2 separate regions of the Mus musculus genome follow, and region 2 is linked to region 1. Evidence: chromatin loops called from intact Hi-C (ENCODE). Cell type or tissue: left cerebral cortex. All regions are shown on one strand. Each heading gives the region's core, and the rest is flanking DNA. Links, peaks and the distances in the headings are about the cores only.

Region 1 (8,226 bases), core at 1,845-5,844:
AAGCAACTATGCATGTATTTACCAAAACAAATTTTTCATATGTACCAATATGCTCAAAAACATGACAATCAAAATGTTTTAAAGCTACCTAAAATCAAAATTAAAGTGACATAAAGTCAACCCATACTCTCCCACACCTCAGCATACAGCTTACTGGGTGTGAAAGCATTTCAAAGGGTGCCCTGTGTCCAGTGCAGTTCTATGCTGAGTAAATAAGAGGGCAGGAACCAAACACAAGTTCCAGTGAGAATTTTACCTGTCTTTAGAGTAAAGCCATCGTTAACTGCTGAGGTAAAAACCTCTTCACAAGAAAAATCACCTTCAAGCAAAACAGGTGGCTTTTGATAAATAACATACAGACAACCACAATTTATGAAGTTTGAAAAACTGACTACAAATACTTCATTTTATTACTATTTGGGCCTATGAACCACCTCTAAAATTAATTTCAGTAAACAAAGTGATATTCCTACACTGATTAACCATTCCCAGCATTTATTTGGTCAAAAACACTATTAGTTGCTTAGTTCAAAAAAACATAGCATTACTTAAAGATTCTTAAGTTAACAAGACTTTCATTTTCAATGACTTGGGATTTGTGGGATATTTAAAGAAAGGAAAAGATGAGTGTGGTTTAAAAAAAAAAGCTGTATCATTGTAACAGTATTTTTAGAGTTGTTTTCTTCTTAAACAGCCAGAAAGGCATGGAAATACACTGAAGATTTGTGTAAAAAGCATAAATGTAAAAATTACCAATACTGCAAATAGTAAACCCGGGAGTTTAGTTCAAATTTCAATCACTTTGGACCAAGTAACTGACTGAACTTCCCTAATTCGATATTGAAAATTAACTTGGAAGCATGGAAACGAAAACACCCTCCACTAGGTTTCTACGGCCTTAACAGTCACACGGTAACCAGTGGTTTATATTAAATCATAAAATGCACACACGAAAGCTATGCGACTCATATTCAAAACCAAGCAAAAGCTATCACAATCATGCCATGCCCTCAGAGACACTCATTCTGAACTACTAAAACTGCCTAACCCTACAGCCCTGAAAGCACTAGTAATCACAACTACCTCGAAGAGTCAGAAACTGATCTCAAACATTGTTGTCAGTGCACTGCCTAAATTTCAACTGCTCAATGGGCCCTGGTGAGACTGACTATGCAGCACACTCACACAAACAACTGTATCAACTTCTCTTAGGCAAAGAAGAGGCTGTGAAACCTGCAGCTCCTTTACTCAAGTAAACTAAGAGAACCTTACCATTCACCATACTCGTGTCAGCTCCACGTATGGAAAGCAACTGTTTGTAAATTATTGCCTTTGAAAACTCACCAACTATAAAAACATTGTTTTTCAATCAATTAAAGAAAAACATCTCAATATAAACAAAAACTTAAAAGCCAAGGTCCACCCCACGGCAACTATGCAGATAAAACCCACAATTCTTCAATGACCTCTATAAATGACTTTTAATAAAAGAAGGTAATATCCCCCAAGAATCTGCAAAATTGGAAAACGCCTATTAAAACTTCCAGGTTTATACTTCGGCAGATCTGTTTGTATAATGCACAATGTGCCGCTGGGTGACTACCATATCTATCTGAACGCCTCCAACCAAACAAAGATTAAAAAAAAATAAAATTAAAAATCTGGGTCTGAATCTACAGAAAACAAAAGACAGAGGAGAAGGGGGAAAAAAAATTTTAAAAAATCTTGCCAAGGTTCCTCCGCGGCTCAAAGGCCTTCTTGTGAAATGCTAATGCCACTTCGGAGCAGTTAGTCACCAGCTATTGTGTGGAGCTGGAGAAAGCTGAGCCGGCCGCGCGTGCAGAGCAAGCAAGGAGCTGGCGAGCGCGCTCTCCAGGCTTGCGCCGCTCCCGCTGCCGCCGCCGCCGCGCGCGCGCCCCCGCGCGGATACGCGCGCCGGCCCCTCCTCCTCTGGCCTTGCACTGCACAACACTCATGACGTATCTTTATTTCTAGCACATTAACAAAATATCACAAATAAATTGTCCGCGGACCCCGCGGCCCCGGGGCGCCCGCACCCCCGGCTGCCGCCCCCCGCAGCCCCCGCTCCGGCCTCCCAACCCTCCCCGTGGCCTTTGCAGCTTTTCCCGTTCTGGGGCCAAGTTTTTGTCTCTGTAAAAAATTGCGGGAAATTCAATTTTTATTCGACTCGGGGAAAAGTTTCTTTGCAGTGCGCTAGGAATGTCTCACCAGATTCTGGTAGGTCCTGGGGTGCTCCTTCCCGGTCCAGTCGGTGCGCCGGGGCAGCAGCTGCGGGGACAGGACGCCCGGTGAGCGCGGCCCCCGGCCCGGACCGACGCCGCTCCCCTCCCCAGTCCGCCCCGCGCCCCGCCGGGGACCCCCCGCGCCCCGCGTCCCGCGCCCCGCCGGACGCCCGAGCTTGCGCAGCGGCCCGGGGGAGGCCGTGCGGCGGCGGGACGGCGCCGGGCCGCCGCGCCCTTACCTCCTTCTCGGCCACTTCGCGGATCAGCACCTGCAACAACAAAGCGGGGACGCTGAGCCCCCGCGCCCCGGGCCGCGGCCCCGCCGCCGCCGCCGCCCTCCCCCACGCCCGCGGGCGGCCACCGCGAGCGCCCGCCCGTCCCCGCGCCGCGCGCCGCCTACCTGAGCCGCCTGCTGACAGGGTCCATCTTCCAGGAACCGGGCGATGAGGAAGTAGAGCTCTGCGCGGGAGAGAAGGACGGGGAGACACGGGCTGAGCGGCCGCGGGGGGCGGGGGCCCGCGGGCGAGTCCGCCCGGCGCGGCGGCCCCGCAGCGCCCGACTTACCCGATCGCAGCTCCGAGAGGCCTTTCCTCTCACGAGACATGTTTGCGGGTCACTTCGGGGCCGCCGGCGGGACACCCCGCCGCCGAGGGGACGCGGGGACGGTGCCGCCGCCTGCCCTGTAGCTGTCAGTGTGTGCTCACGAGCCGAGCCTCGGCTCCACCATTCAAGCAACGGCGGCGGAGGCGGAGGAGGAGGAGGAAACAACAACTCTCAGGCAGCGGCCCCGGCTGCGGCCGCCTCCGCCGGGATCCCTCCGCCGCAGAAAGGAGTCCGCGCCTTCGCGGCCCCGCACTCGCCGCCCCCGCCCCCCGCGGGAAAAGGAGTGCCTCGGCCTAGGCCCGCGCCCGCGCGGTCGTCGCTCCGCGCGCCCTGGGCCGCCACTTATTTATTTATTTCCAGCGCGAGGAGATGTCGGAGCCGAAGCGGCGGGCTGCCTGGCGGGCGCTTTCTCTAAAGAGGCCGCGGGCGGGAGGGAGAAAGGGAGGGAGGGGAGGAGGGGGCCGGCACGGCTGCGCGGAGGGATCTGACGCACACGGAGCCGCAGCACAGGCTCTATTCAGCGGCGCTGGCTGGGTTGAGATGGAAGTTAGTTTCTATGTAGCAGAAATAGGAAACAAATGAAGCAAAACTGCTCAAAGAGGGGAAATGCCGGGAGGACTGGGCTCACTCTCACGCACGCACAGAGACTCTCAGCGAGCACTCTCAAGCTGGGCCAAGTCGGGATCGCGCTGCCCTGCCCGACTTGAACGCTAGTGTTTGCTTTCAGTCTTGCCATGTGCATGTGTATAAATGCTGCGGATTGGCATCCGTGTAAGTCTTGTCCTGCGATATTTCTGCAGCCTGGGCAAGTGTTGTGTAATTTATTGGAGTGCCGTGGGTTGCAATAGAGGTTCGGGCTTTTTTTTTTTTTTTTTTTTTTTTGAGCCACTTGCGTTCTGCAAACCCGTTATTCCCCGAAGCCACCTCTGCATATTTCTTTTATTACTACCATCGCCTGAAGCGTTCGTTTAAAAAAAAAAAATGTTTTTGTTTTGATAAACGGGCAAGAGGAACTCCAGATTTGTACTTCAGCTCATCTTTTCCCCCACTTATTACAAAAAGGCTAGTGATGGCTAATTAGGGATTTGGAAGTGAAGAACCTTAAAGCTTTTTAAAGTGTTTACAAGAAGGGCTAATATAAACCTGAAGGAAAGGAAAGGGCGCTAGCTAATACTTATCTCTAACTGATATGGAGGTAAATTACTGACACGGTCGATAACCTACCGAAGGTTATTGAAAGAGTATATTACAGTTTAGCAAAGGTGATTAGTGATTAAATAATTTAAATTATCTGTGTATCTTGCAGTTGACTTCGTCATGCTAATTAATGGCTTCTAATTTACGGTGTAAACCATTCCTGTTTACAGTTAATCACGGGAAGACTTCTTAAAAACTGGCGAAAAGCAGAAACAAAAATCTTTTCGTAAATCCTAATGTAATTACTGGTTTTATATGATACATCGTTCATCTGTGTTTTGCTGATGAGGATAGGGGCCTTGTTATTTTTAAAACGAATATGGGTGAAATTAATGGAAACAATGGAAAAGGCCGTTTGTTAAAAAACAAGGACACCGAGTGATATTTATCTCCAGATGAATTAAGCACTTTCCAAAAAGACTTTGAGAGTTCAATTTTTTTAAAGGTTGGCCTTTTAAAGAGAATTAGGCTAGTCATTCTTTTGTTAATCCTTAACAAAAGATCCTCTTTGAATTTCTTAGATAATAAGCTGCATTTTATGGGTCTGATTTTAAAAGGTAATTTGTGAGGTAAGGACCAAGAAGCTGGATTGTGGTTTTCCGGGATTGTTTCCTCAAGCCCTGCACCCTCCTAGCTCCCTGCCTTCCTAGTGGGAAATGCTGCAGCCGCCTTAGGCTGTACTGCAAGAGCACTAAAACACCAGACATTCTCACACATGTGAGCACGAGGAAACCGTCTCAACCCCCTTTGGAATCATGGATGTAAAATTGCCTTTTGTAACTCAATAAAAATAAGAGGTTACCCCGATTGGTCCTAATGCTACAGTATTATAAGATCTGCCCCTAAACTGGTGTGGCTAGCCTCAGAATCTGGACATGTTTGCATTTTTAAAACGTGTAATCCTAGTCTTACAATGTTAGGTAAAGTAGCCTGCTTCTGAATAATTAGGCATAAAACATATTTTATATGCCTTTGCAATTGTATTTATTTATGTGACTAATGTTGTTTTATCTTAACTTTTTAAAATGCATTATGTCCTTCAAATAATTTAGGTACTTCATTGAGAAGGTCTTTAAATGAACAGATTTTGAGAACTAAAAATTCTACTTGAGGCTTGCTGGTTCTGCACGCAACACTAATCTAATTCTTCCTCTTAGATGTTTTGCCCTTGAGAGGTAAAAATCAAATTTTGGCAAGTAATGTAAACTGTATCTGGATAAAGTTTTGTAGGTGTTAGGAGACATGGGAGGCTAGCATGATACCATGTATGTTTTCCATGCAGAAGCCATGGGAGCTTTTTCTTGAGACTGAAAACAAAAATAAAAAACTGTTTAAGGAAAGCCTGCTTCCTTCTAAACATGTCATTACTAACATTTTGGCTAACTTTGACAATGTTTTTAGTTTCTTTTGAAAACAGTTGTAAGCTTGCCTTTAAATTAATTCCTATGGTTGTTTTTCGTAAAATATAAAGAGTGCTTGACAAAAATTAGGATTTCTCTAATTCTTTCAGTCCAAAAAATGTGTTGTTTTTAGCCCTAGTTGTTAAATTGCATCTTGCTAAGTCCATTCTTTTGACTTTTATCTTTTGAAAAAAACAAAACCAAATCACTTCGCTTTCTTTAACATCAAGCATAGAATATTTCGGTTAACTGAGATTGCTAAGTCGTTTATTGTGCATGTGTATGCAAAATGTCTATGCTTATCAAATACAAGTTCTTGTTTAGAAATCCTGTATTTTGTTCCCAAAGCAGAGGTGTGCATAGTTCTTCCCACAGTTGATTTGTTTCTCTATAAAGACAGTTTAAATTCAATCCATACCCCTTTCTAGTCCTTTATGGTTTTTATGTACTCCAAAAAATACCATTAAAAAGTACTTCTCAGTGCATTTTAATTAAGAAGCTAAAAAAAACAGAAAACAAACAAGTAAACAAACAAACAAAATCAAAGAAGAAAAGAACTCTTGAAAGCAAAAACTAATTTTTATCTGATAGTCTCTTTAGAAGGATTATAAACTTTTTCCAAGTTTCTGTGAAATTCCATACTGGATCAACTCTGCCATTTACGTCTTCTCTAGAATAAGATGGACACTAATTATAAACTTTAAAGTTCTACTACTTTTATAAAATTTGATTTCTCTCCTATAGTATGGTGTCTGACACAAAGCTAAAACTGGATTCCGGGCTGACCTTATCTGTAAGTCATGGTTCTGGACTGGTATTATGTTACCCTTATGAGGTTTAGGTGAGCAATTACATTGTTTTGTTTTGTTTTGTTTTGATACTTTGTAAGGCTGAGCAGTGAACCCAGGTTTTCTTGCTCCTGCTGTGCCAGCCAACTACAATTCAGCTATATATTCTCTGCCCATTTGCTACTTTCAGAGCAAAAAGTTTCACTCAGTGAAATAAAGCAGAAACCTATTTATTTGCCCTGAGGAACAAAATGTAGCATGCTACCATAAGGGCCTTTGGGGGGCATATTCTGCTCATCCACACTGCTGTGGCATGCTCTCCACTTCTGCGTCTTCTGCCATGCCAATCTGTTTCTTCTCACCCCCTATTGTCTCTTCAACCCGTGACTATCAAATCTGAATCTCATGAGCAGCTATAGTGTTTTGATACCTTCAGAAAGAACAGGGTCAATGTACTTTAGTAAACCACTCCATCATTTGATAACATGTTTGTTGTTGGTTTGTTTGGGTTGGGGGGGGTGTTTTGGTTTTGCTATTTAATTTTATTTAATGATTCCCCCTTACGAGATCACTGAAAACTTTTCCCATAAATTGTAGTACATTTTCTTATAATCTGTAACAAATATTAGCTAAATTCCAATAATCGTATGTTCCCTTTCTTATTTTAATGTTAGTAATTTATTCAAGCTTTTTTTTCCTCCTAATTAAGTAACCCCTGTAGTTTACAATTGTTGCATGTTAGTTTGTAAAAGAAATACATACTTTCATGGATAAATCCATATACATTGTTTAAAACCACTTTATGACTTTAACAGTACAGTTAGATATTACAGAAGAAAAACAGTTTTAGAACATATTCCTCCCAGATCCAGAGCAGCACAGTAGATGACTTAGAAAAAGGCTGTTCCAGAGGAGAGAACACATACAGAAGTCTGCAGGCATGTATTATCCTAGCAAGGTGTTTGATGGACAGGGAGGGGGCTGGACTCAGAGAGAACACTGGAAAAGGAAGGTGGATGGAGAGGAGGATGCCCAGGCTCCGGAAAGTTGCTGCTGGTGGTATTTTAAATAAAATATAGTATTATTGGTGTGATTTTTTTTAAAGACAGGATTTCAGGACCAGAGTTAAGAAATCTCTTGTATTTATAAATACTTAATTCCTAAACTTCAAGACCCCCAAGTAATGAAAATCAACTTTGGGGAGAAGGGAGGGAGGCTTATCCAACAAATATTGAGAAATGTCTTCATAAGAAAAATACTAGGAACCAAAGACACCAAAGTTGACCTGTTGGTGAGGAAGGAAAACCGTTCAAAGGAATAAGACCTAAGCTTTCAGATTGCCAGTAGAAGTCAAGTCTAACTCAAAATTGAGAATTAATTTTAGTTTTTAGTGAAGTTTAAAGAGATGACATTAGATTTAACCCATTCGGTTAATCAAAAATATTCTCCCCAATTTCAGAATTAGAAAATAGGAGGCCTATTATAGAGTATTTGCAGGTTGTTTTTGTTTTCATACGTGTGCCTATTTTGCAAGGCCTCCTCCCCTGACCCTTGTTGCTTTCTCCTACTGAAACGTTACTGGCCAGCCAGCACTAGGCTGTCCATCATACACCTACAGAGTAATACCAACATTATCCTATTGAGATATGTGTGCTGAAGTTTATGAAAAGCTTATAATTAGATTCTGGGATTACAAATCCTATTACCTTCATAATTCTCATGCTTACATTCAGGTGTGGAAAACACGTACCGAACAAGAGTGATTTCATAGACAAACAGCCTTTCTGCAGAACGTTGTAGTAAGAACACCCTTGCTCTTTCCTTTCCACAGCGACTGCTGGTCGTATTGCTGGGCATCCTTGAGGGACTATCTTAAGAAATATTAAGAAAGTAGTATCACGTGAGAAGGAAGAACTTCCTTGTCTTTTTCTACTGCCCTCATCCTGACTCAGCACATCTCCTTAACTTTTAAAAATCATAAAAAAAAAAAAAATC
Region 2 (8,226 bases), core at 2,474-6,473, 350 kb after region 1:
ATGCCCATGAGTGTTTGTGTGTGTGCATATTTGTATGGAATGCAAACTAATACACCATAAAATACTGCATCGCTGTCTCATCAGCAAGAGGCCGGTTAAGCCCAGTGCCCATCACAAACTTCAGACCTCCACAGAGGCAGCTGTGGAGTCAATCCTTTAAAGGTGCTCTGCTGGTCAGAGCACACTGCTCGTGTTTCCTTGGGCAAACAATGTTGCTTGACTAAACCTGCCACCCAGGAAGGAGGTAAACATGAAACCTGCAAGGGGAGAAGCAAACAATTAAGGGCAGTAATAAAAACTGTCACAAAGGCCTGCTAGCACGTGTCTGCCTCTATATGGGTCTCCAAGTGGACAGAACACATAGGGAAGGTAAACCTGCAGAAGGAGGTGTGTTTAGGGCACTGTTCTGTGTGGTGAGAGAGGTCAAAAGGTGCCAAAATACACTATCCATAGGCTAGAGACCCAGGGTTGTCAATGCAATGGTAGGAGCTGATGTGAGTTGTGGTATCCGAAGGTCAGAGGCTCGGAGCTCTCAGGGGAACTTCAGATGGAAATGAGGAAAATGTTGTTCCCTTATGACGTTCCTGTTCTATTAAGGCCATCGGTGGATTTGATGTTGCTGCCTGATAGAAAAGGTCTGCAGCTCACTAACTCAAGTGCTAGTGCCTTCTAGACAAATCACTGAAGGACTCATAGACATGGCCTCACGGGCAATATTTCAGTTTCTCTCTCTCTCCCTTCCTGCCTCCTCCCTATCCCTCTTTCCCTTTCTCCATTTCCCCCAAAGTTTCATAAGTATGCTCTCATATACACGTGCATACACTCATAAGCACACATGCACTCATCTACTTACAAGCACACACAGACCCTCACAAGTATAATCTCATACATACACACACACACACACACACACACACACACACGAGTACCTTATAGACATAGCCTCATGGGTATCAAAAAGTAGCTTTACTTTAACTCTGTCATATTGTGACATAAAATTAACCACCTGTACTCTCTTTTGTGTGTCCTACTATAATGCAGCTGCTTTCTAGACAGTATTTTTATCTCTGACTAGAAAAGGAAGTCTCATTTTTAGAACATCTGAGGTATTTGGTTCTTCCACATTATCAGCAACAGACTGCTGTGGTTTAGAGCCTATTACAAGCCTAGGGCCTGCTGTACTGGCTGGCCTCTTGGTATAGCTAAATCTGTCATATGAATGTACAGAACAAAGACATGTTTATAGCTCTGCCTGTTCTAGTCACACAGCCCCTTACCAGCAGTAAGGAGTCTGCTTCCTTATAACTTGGATGGTTTTTATAAGAGATGTTCCCAACCACAGGGCCAAAAAAACAGATGCCACTGAGAATCTTTATGTAATAATTGTTCCAGTAATTACTATCAGGGCATCTCAGAGAAAAATTTCCTGGTTACTTTATTCCACATATATAAGTAGATATGAGGTAATCTTTTAGAAGAAGCTTATATTTAGTCGACAGGGCACCTCGGAACCATGCCTGTCATATGGGTCTTTTTATTCCTATGTAAGACAACACAAAGGCAAAACAGCCTCTTTCAGGTCTCACAGTTCTGACAAAGCCAAGCCTAGAGTACAAGCTTGGTCTTCTGCATTCAGGCTTTATACATGAATCTAGCAAGCATCCTCCTTTTCATTTCAATAACTAAAACTTCTTTGGTAATATTACTATATTTACCAGTCCATCTGCCAAAGGCATTACGGACACTTGCTCATGTAACCTTAAAGTCACCCTCTAAGAAATAAGTATTATCACTTGCTATCCTAGGGCTGAAGAGGTCAAGCATAAAGAAATAAATATGGCACCTGGGTTGATTTGCTAAAAAGTGTCCTAGTCAGAACTTGAAACCATGTCTGACAAAAGCATCTGCTGATACTTCTTATCCTCTGTAGCTCTCTTGCATCCAAATTTCATGTGCCTTGAAATGGAGAGAGAGAGAGAGAGAGAGAGAGAGACAGTAGACCTCAAGTCCCAGAAAAGGAAACTGAATTACTTGCGAATCAATGTGTGCTTTGGATAATGGCCTACATATTAAAGTGAGAATTAGAAATGAAAACCACTTCATCGTAAAATAAAAATGGACTCTTGTCCCAGTAGCTCTATTACTAATTTTGCTTCTCCGATCTAATTTTTGTCACAAACGTGCTTATTTTGAATCTAATCCAGTCGAAGCAAGCTTATAATTAAAGTGGCATTTACTCCGATGGACGTTTTTTCATACTGATTAGATGGGAATGTCTGGAGTAGAGGAGGTCCCTTGGGATCCTGGTACATCCAGTGTCTTGATCACATGGTAGAAATGGGCAGCTGGACTGCCCCTTGGGGAGAAGATAGCATGAGTCACAGGCATTTTCAGATGGAGAGCCACAACAGAAACCTGGGAGCTGAGCTCTCTAAGGGATGCTCCTTGCTGGGAGATTCTGTATCAGTTGATTGTGGGAAGAAACAAAGGAATGAATGAATGAAAGAGCACATGGCAAGTTTCGATGACTCTCACACAACATGTGCACACATCTGTAAATGTTAGCATTAAAGCACTTGACATCAGTTGTGGTTTCTAAGCTATTTAGCTCGGATCATTTTATTTATTTTTAAGAACTACAGGACCCCAAATAGTAAAGTTTAAAAACAATGCCCTAATGATATCAACTAATAGAAGTTCATAAATAATTTCTTACCGTTTCAATGAGTAACACTTACCAGGCTATGTAGCTGATGTTCAAATAACCACTACCGTACTTAGACATCCTGCCTCAAAAAAAGTATTCTCAATTTCTGTTTTCCTATCATGGTGCCCAGTATTTGAAATAATAATTCTATGTCTTGCTACTCATATTAATAATAATTAAAATAACATAATGTGCTTGACATCAATTGGCTGGGGAAGTGGCAGAAAAACCAATCACTTCTTTGTAAGATAAACCAGTCCACATACGTCAAACAATGTCAACATCAACACCAGAATATACTTATGATGAAGCAGTTGGGGGTCATTGTTCTCGATTTAATGAAGATATTTTGTTGGCCATGAAGTCCTAGGACATGCTATGTGAAAACTAGTTTCCCAGTATATTCAGAACTCTGTGAATCCTGCAAAAACTATAAAGGATTACGTTTTTTTTAATAATAAGTGAATATTCACTTTCATTTATTACTTCAAATTAGAATATCATGTAGGGAATTAAAGGATTTTCTCTAATCCCCATCCCTCTTTTTATTCCAGTATTGCAGCCTGATTATAAAACTTGGGATTCGGTGCCTATGGTGAGTCTAAATATGGATTAAGCCATTAAGAATCCCCCGCTTGTAATATACTACTACTTTATATAAAGAATGACCCCAATCATAGATTCTTACAGGTATTTAGACGAGAATTTAAGACTACAGGGAAAAGCAGTGACTTTGTCCCACCACAAACAAATCAATCTGTGATTTGTGAATTGAGACTTCCCCAGAGAGATTTAGGCAATTAAGAATTGGAAGCCCTTAATTAGAGGGGAAAAGACTTTCAGCTATGGTGGATGGAGAAATGGGTGAGTTCCAGAAGGGTGCTCGGTGCTTCAAGAGTGGGGTACTTGAAACAATGTAACTTCTAAAGCAGTGTGGAACAGCTTATTACGAAACTTTAATCATAACCACAGCTTCCTGGAGTTTGCTCCTCTTGTACTCTGATCTCAGTGGCTGGTTTCTTTGGCTGTGGTTTTGATGGAGTCTTTGAGTAAATGGCCCCCTCTTTCCCCCAGTGGCACTAAACGGGGCATTGCAGACACAACACCTTCCAGACCTTACACTGGGTTTTGCCATAAGGATAGCTTTTGTAATCCACCATAAGCAAAGGAAAATGACTTCTACACGCCTCTGCAAGAATTCATTCCACATGAGCTCTCCCATGTTGACTGAGGGGTTTTATGACACACTTTTCTATATAGAATGGCCTCTAAATCCCAAATCCTTCCTGTTTTTAAACATTGGAGTTTGAATTTTTCCAAACAACTATCCAAATTTTAACCTCCAGTTTAATTTTTTTAAATGTCACTGTGAGTTCCTTGATTGCACTATAAGTCTACAGGTACTGAACACGGTATGAACACAAGGCCCTCAATCAAGACGGGGTCACCGTGAAGCAGGTATAATTTGTGGTTTGGAATTTAGCAAGCAAATAAATAAGAAAAAACGGGAAAGTAAGACAACACTAGGTATTTCAATGTGAAGACTTCAAATTAAAGACTGTACTTGGCATACTCGTGATGTATTTAATTATAAATATAAACCCAAAAGTAAAGCTGAATGAGTGTGTCTGGAAGAGTTAATTTGTGGCAAAGCAAAAATTAACATTTTTTCCAAAGTAATCCAGAAAATAGAATAAATCTAAATATCCTAGGCTAAAAGCAAAATTCTCTGTGGTCTACCGGAAGATAAAGGTGAGCTGATATTTCCAGCGTATGTATCATGTTTCCAGCCTTTCTCTACCCCCTGGATGCCTCTCCAATAGCTTTCTAAAGTGATCAAGAACTGCTACAGGCTTGCCTAAGTTTATTTCCCTGACATTCTTATTTTATGTGTTACACTGCAGGCATCTTGCCTACTTTCTTGCCTACAGGGAATAATTTTTATCTAAGTGTTAACATTAGTGACTTGAGCATAGTATTTCCTGAATATTTTTATCCCCCTATTTTAAAAGGTCATCCATTACCTTGATGCTGTTTCCTGAACTGGTGTTTTTCATGCTGTTTGCAATAATTTTCAGAAGGCAAAAATCTTAAAGGCATACAAGGATGCTTCCTTGAAACAGAATTTTCAAAGAGCTGTTTCTTGGAGCTGTTGCTGGGGGTTTAAAACGAGAATGTTCTACCCGGGAAAGCCTGCGATGTGTGAATAGGACATATTTTACCACTGTGGGTATGTTCAAATTTCCCCCAAATATTTTTGTCTTCTTTTCATTCCTTTTCTTACATTTCATAAGAAATTATTTATGTACTCCGATTTTTTATTTTTTTATTGTTCCTTGCTGTCAGCGCACATAAATATATGATTTCAGGATGCTTTCTGGTTGGACTCCTGAGAGATTGCAACATCAAACAGGTTTATTTAGGCCTGTGCTAAGCAGAACCGCAGGAAGCTAGCAAAGGCTGTTAGCAGAAGCCAAGAGGAAATCTTTAAAAACGTGATGAGCTATGTCACACTCACAGAGGACACAAAGAAATTGCATTTTTTGCACCTCCACAGATAGCCTCAGTAGGTAGCAGGATGCTGGGAAGCCAAGTACTTAAGGAGGATCCATGCCGCAGCACAGAGGGAGAGAGATGCCTGGGCTGCCCAGCCCGCATCACCAATGACAGAGTAGGAACACCGCCCCCAGCCTCAAGCTGTTCCTGCAGCTTGGGAACTCCGCAAAGCTAGCTGTGGGGAAGAGGTGTGTGTGTGTGTGTGTGTGTGTGTGTGTGTGTGTGTGTGTGTGTGTGTGTGTGTGTGTGTGTTTAAACTGAAGAGAGATGCCACCCTTTAGTTCATGGGTATTGTAGTTATTAGATCCAAAGACAAACTCAGCTGCTATTTTTAAAAAAGGAAGAAGAAAGAAAGAAAGGAAGGAAAAAAGAAAGAAAAGAAAAGAAAAAGAGAATTGCTTCAGGGTTAGTCCTTCCCCCTGATAGCTGTTCACACTGATTTGCTGCATAGATTGATTGCTTTTGGCATTTGCACCCTTCCTGAACAACGGGGAAAGAAAATCCAGTGTCTGGGCCAAATTCAAGAATGATGAATGAATGTGGAAGACACATTCGGTGTCATGCTGAGTTGCGATGGATAACAGCACTTAAAAGTAGTAACAGCTGGATTTTAGTTTTTAAAATTAGGACTGTGTTATTAATGGGGGAATTGGGATGCAGGGAGTCTGCAAGGCAGATTAAACGCTTATCTGAAATGAACGGGCTTTATGCTCTGTCTTGGGAGGGTGGCAGGCAGGTGGATGTGAGGGGAGGCTCTGGCCCTACCCGAGGACTTTTACTGAACCAAACCACGGCTCTCTGCTGTATCCCACCACTGGGGCATGCTAACTGGAGCAGCATAAAATGGCTTTTGTATTTATTGTGGGGATTTTGAAAGTGTATTGTCTAATAAATCTCACACTGTCTTCATGAAGATATCAAGGAGATATTCCACACAGACTTTAGGGACAGGGAAAGCTATGTTCTCCAGAGAACTGATGCTATTTCTCCTTTATAGACACTGAATCTTGTGACTGGCAGGGTTTTCTGCTGGCTGAGCCCTAGTGAAGCAATTGGTTGAATGTAAAGTCAGACTAAGACCTCCAGGGGATATTGGTACTTAATGCTTTTGTCGATGGCTTAATTTGCTGTCTTATTTTTACTTCAAGTTTAGTTTTACGTCTTTTTTATCTTTTAATAAGTATTTTATTTTATATGGATATAGATACTAAATTTATCTACTTTTAGTATGATATGTATATGGGTGCTATCAAAATAGGAACTATTTTCTTTTGGGGGAGGGGCAGAATCTTGGGATCTTATTTATTCCAAGCTAGTCTCAAATTCTATATATATAAGTAGCTGAGGATAACCTGGATCTCATGAGTGCCCTACCTCATATATTTTCTTTTAAATAGTGAATTGTTATTTAGAAATATACTAATGTAGTAGAGTAATTATTAGGCAAACTTTATTGATTTTAAAGAGATGCACATAGAAGCACAGATGGAAATATAATGACACGGGGCTGTGGTCTGCGTTTAAATATCTCTTGAACAACAAGAAAGACAGGTGAAAATGGGAAGATTTAGGGGACTGGGAAAATCTCAGTGGGTTTCACTTTACCATTTCACTAACTTCTGCATGCATTAGAATTTTAATTAGTGTCTGTCTCTCTTCTTGACTTCCACAGGAGGACACAAAACTCATTCTTAACTTGACAATTCAATTTCCGTCAGAAAATACGTTATTTGTTAGTTGCTCATCTATTGTTCTGAAAGTGGCTTGGCTGTTTGATTTTCCTCCCCTTTCCTTCTTAGTTGCCATGTTAGGTCATAAACTCTAGGACAGACTGGGAGCAGCAAGTCTGCAATGGGAGGCTGAGCAAGGTGTGCAAGGTGCGAGCAGAGGGGCCCATGGATGTGACTCTCCTCTGCTGCCCGTCACCTCTGGACTTCTATTGCTCTCCACCAGAGCCAGACTCCGGAATTCAGGCCTGAGCGCCTCACACTCGCACATTTTCATGTACACACACACACTCACACAAACAAATTTTATTTTATATAACTATATAATATGTAATTTTGTTTTGTATATGTGTGTGTGTATGTATATGTATATGTAATTACACTTTTACAAATGCCGTTGATACTCCTGAGTTCGATTATATATGCATTATAATATATATATATGTATATACATATATACATATATATATATTATAATTACACTTTTACAAATGCCGTTGATACTCCTGAGTTCGATTACTCTCGGACTCCATGTGTTTCTAGTAATTTTGCTTGCCAAGACTTATGATTTGAACAGAGTTTGAGTACTAAAAAAAGAGCGAATTGATAAAATTATAGAGTTTGAAAAGTCTGTTGTGGCTACTAAGCTGTCTGCCATGAGAAACGGTTTCAGAGAGTATTGTCTGACAACTGGTGGAAACAAAGTAGTAAAATAACATCTGCTCTCTCCCCATCTCACACTGATTCGGCGGCTGGAGAAGGGTGGGAGTGGTGTGTGCGCCCTGGCCCGTGTTTTATGCCTGGAGGAGCACCAGGGGCCTCATGTCTCCAAGTGATGCCATGAAACACTCAAGCTTTATTCTTCTGGTCCTGGCACTTTACTCCAGCACACCAGGTGGTCAAGAAGTATCTGCAATGAAACTAAATAAAAAATAAACTAGAACATTTTTTTTTCAAAATTGTCTTTAAAGAATTCCGACTGTGAACCTCAACTGTGGTATGAATCCTTAGGCTACTGAAAATGCTGGTGTTGTTTTTGGTGTTATCCGAGGCCACCAACTTTCCATTTCCACAGTCCACATTCGGTGTGTAATGTTGAAGGACACTGAACGAACTGTCCTGCCTGCGGTCCAAAGTGTATCACTTACAATGAGCGGTATGACTGGGGGTCACCGGCACTGGTGATCCCCACAGGTTGCATACTACAGTTTATTAGGTGTCCTGGCACACTCACGT

Evidence for each region. A loop is a pair of places that touch in the nucleus more often than their neighbours do. Peaks named below come from ENCODE experiments on the same cell type or tissue, not always from the same donor. Only the 100,000 strongest peaks of a DNase experiment are listed, where the experiment ranks them.
Region 2: it touches region 1 in a loop (5-fold over the local background); 5 of 42 quality-filtered maps call a loop at or near these places.

The regions. Positions count from the first base shown.
Region 1 is chr9:82,972,445-82,980,670 of GRCm38, forward strand. It overlaps Phip (pleckstrin homology domain interacting protein), which reads right to left and starts at 3,045. Exons shown (of 40, transcript NM_001081216.1): 1 at 2,808-3,045; 2 at 2,644-2,702; 3 at 2,483-2,512; 4 at 2,230-2,289. The coding sequence starts at 2,847. In left cerebral cortex, for the core only: a CTCF peak has its summit at 3,542; DNase peaks (open chromatin) are centred at 1,867, 2,170, 3,067, 3,370 and 2 more places; H3K4me3 peaks cover 2,950 bases; H3K27ac peaks cover 2,750 bases.
Region 2 is chr9:83,320,852-83,329,077 of GRCm38, forward strand. It overlaps Gm46122 (a long non-coding RNA gene), which reads left to right. Exons shown (of 2, transcript XR_001779247.2): 2 at 3,262-7,949. Among named protein-coding and RNA genes, the nearest start is that of Gm46122, 8.3 kb to the left of the region's middle. In left cerebral cortex, for the core only: no CTCF peak of the experiment used is centred there; DNase peaks (open chromatin) are centred at 4,618, 4,906, 5,357, 5,825 and 1 more place; H3K27ac peaks cover 2,249 bases.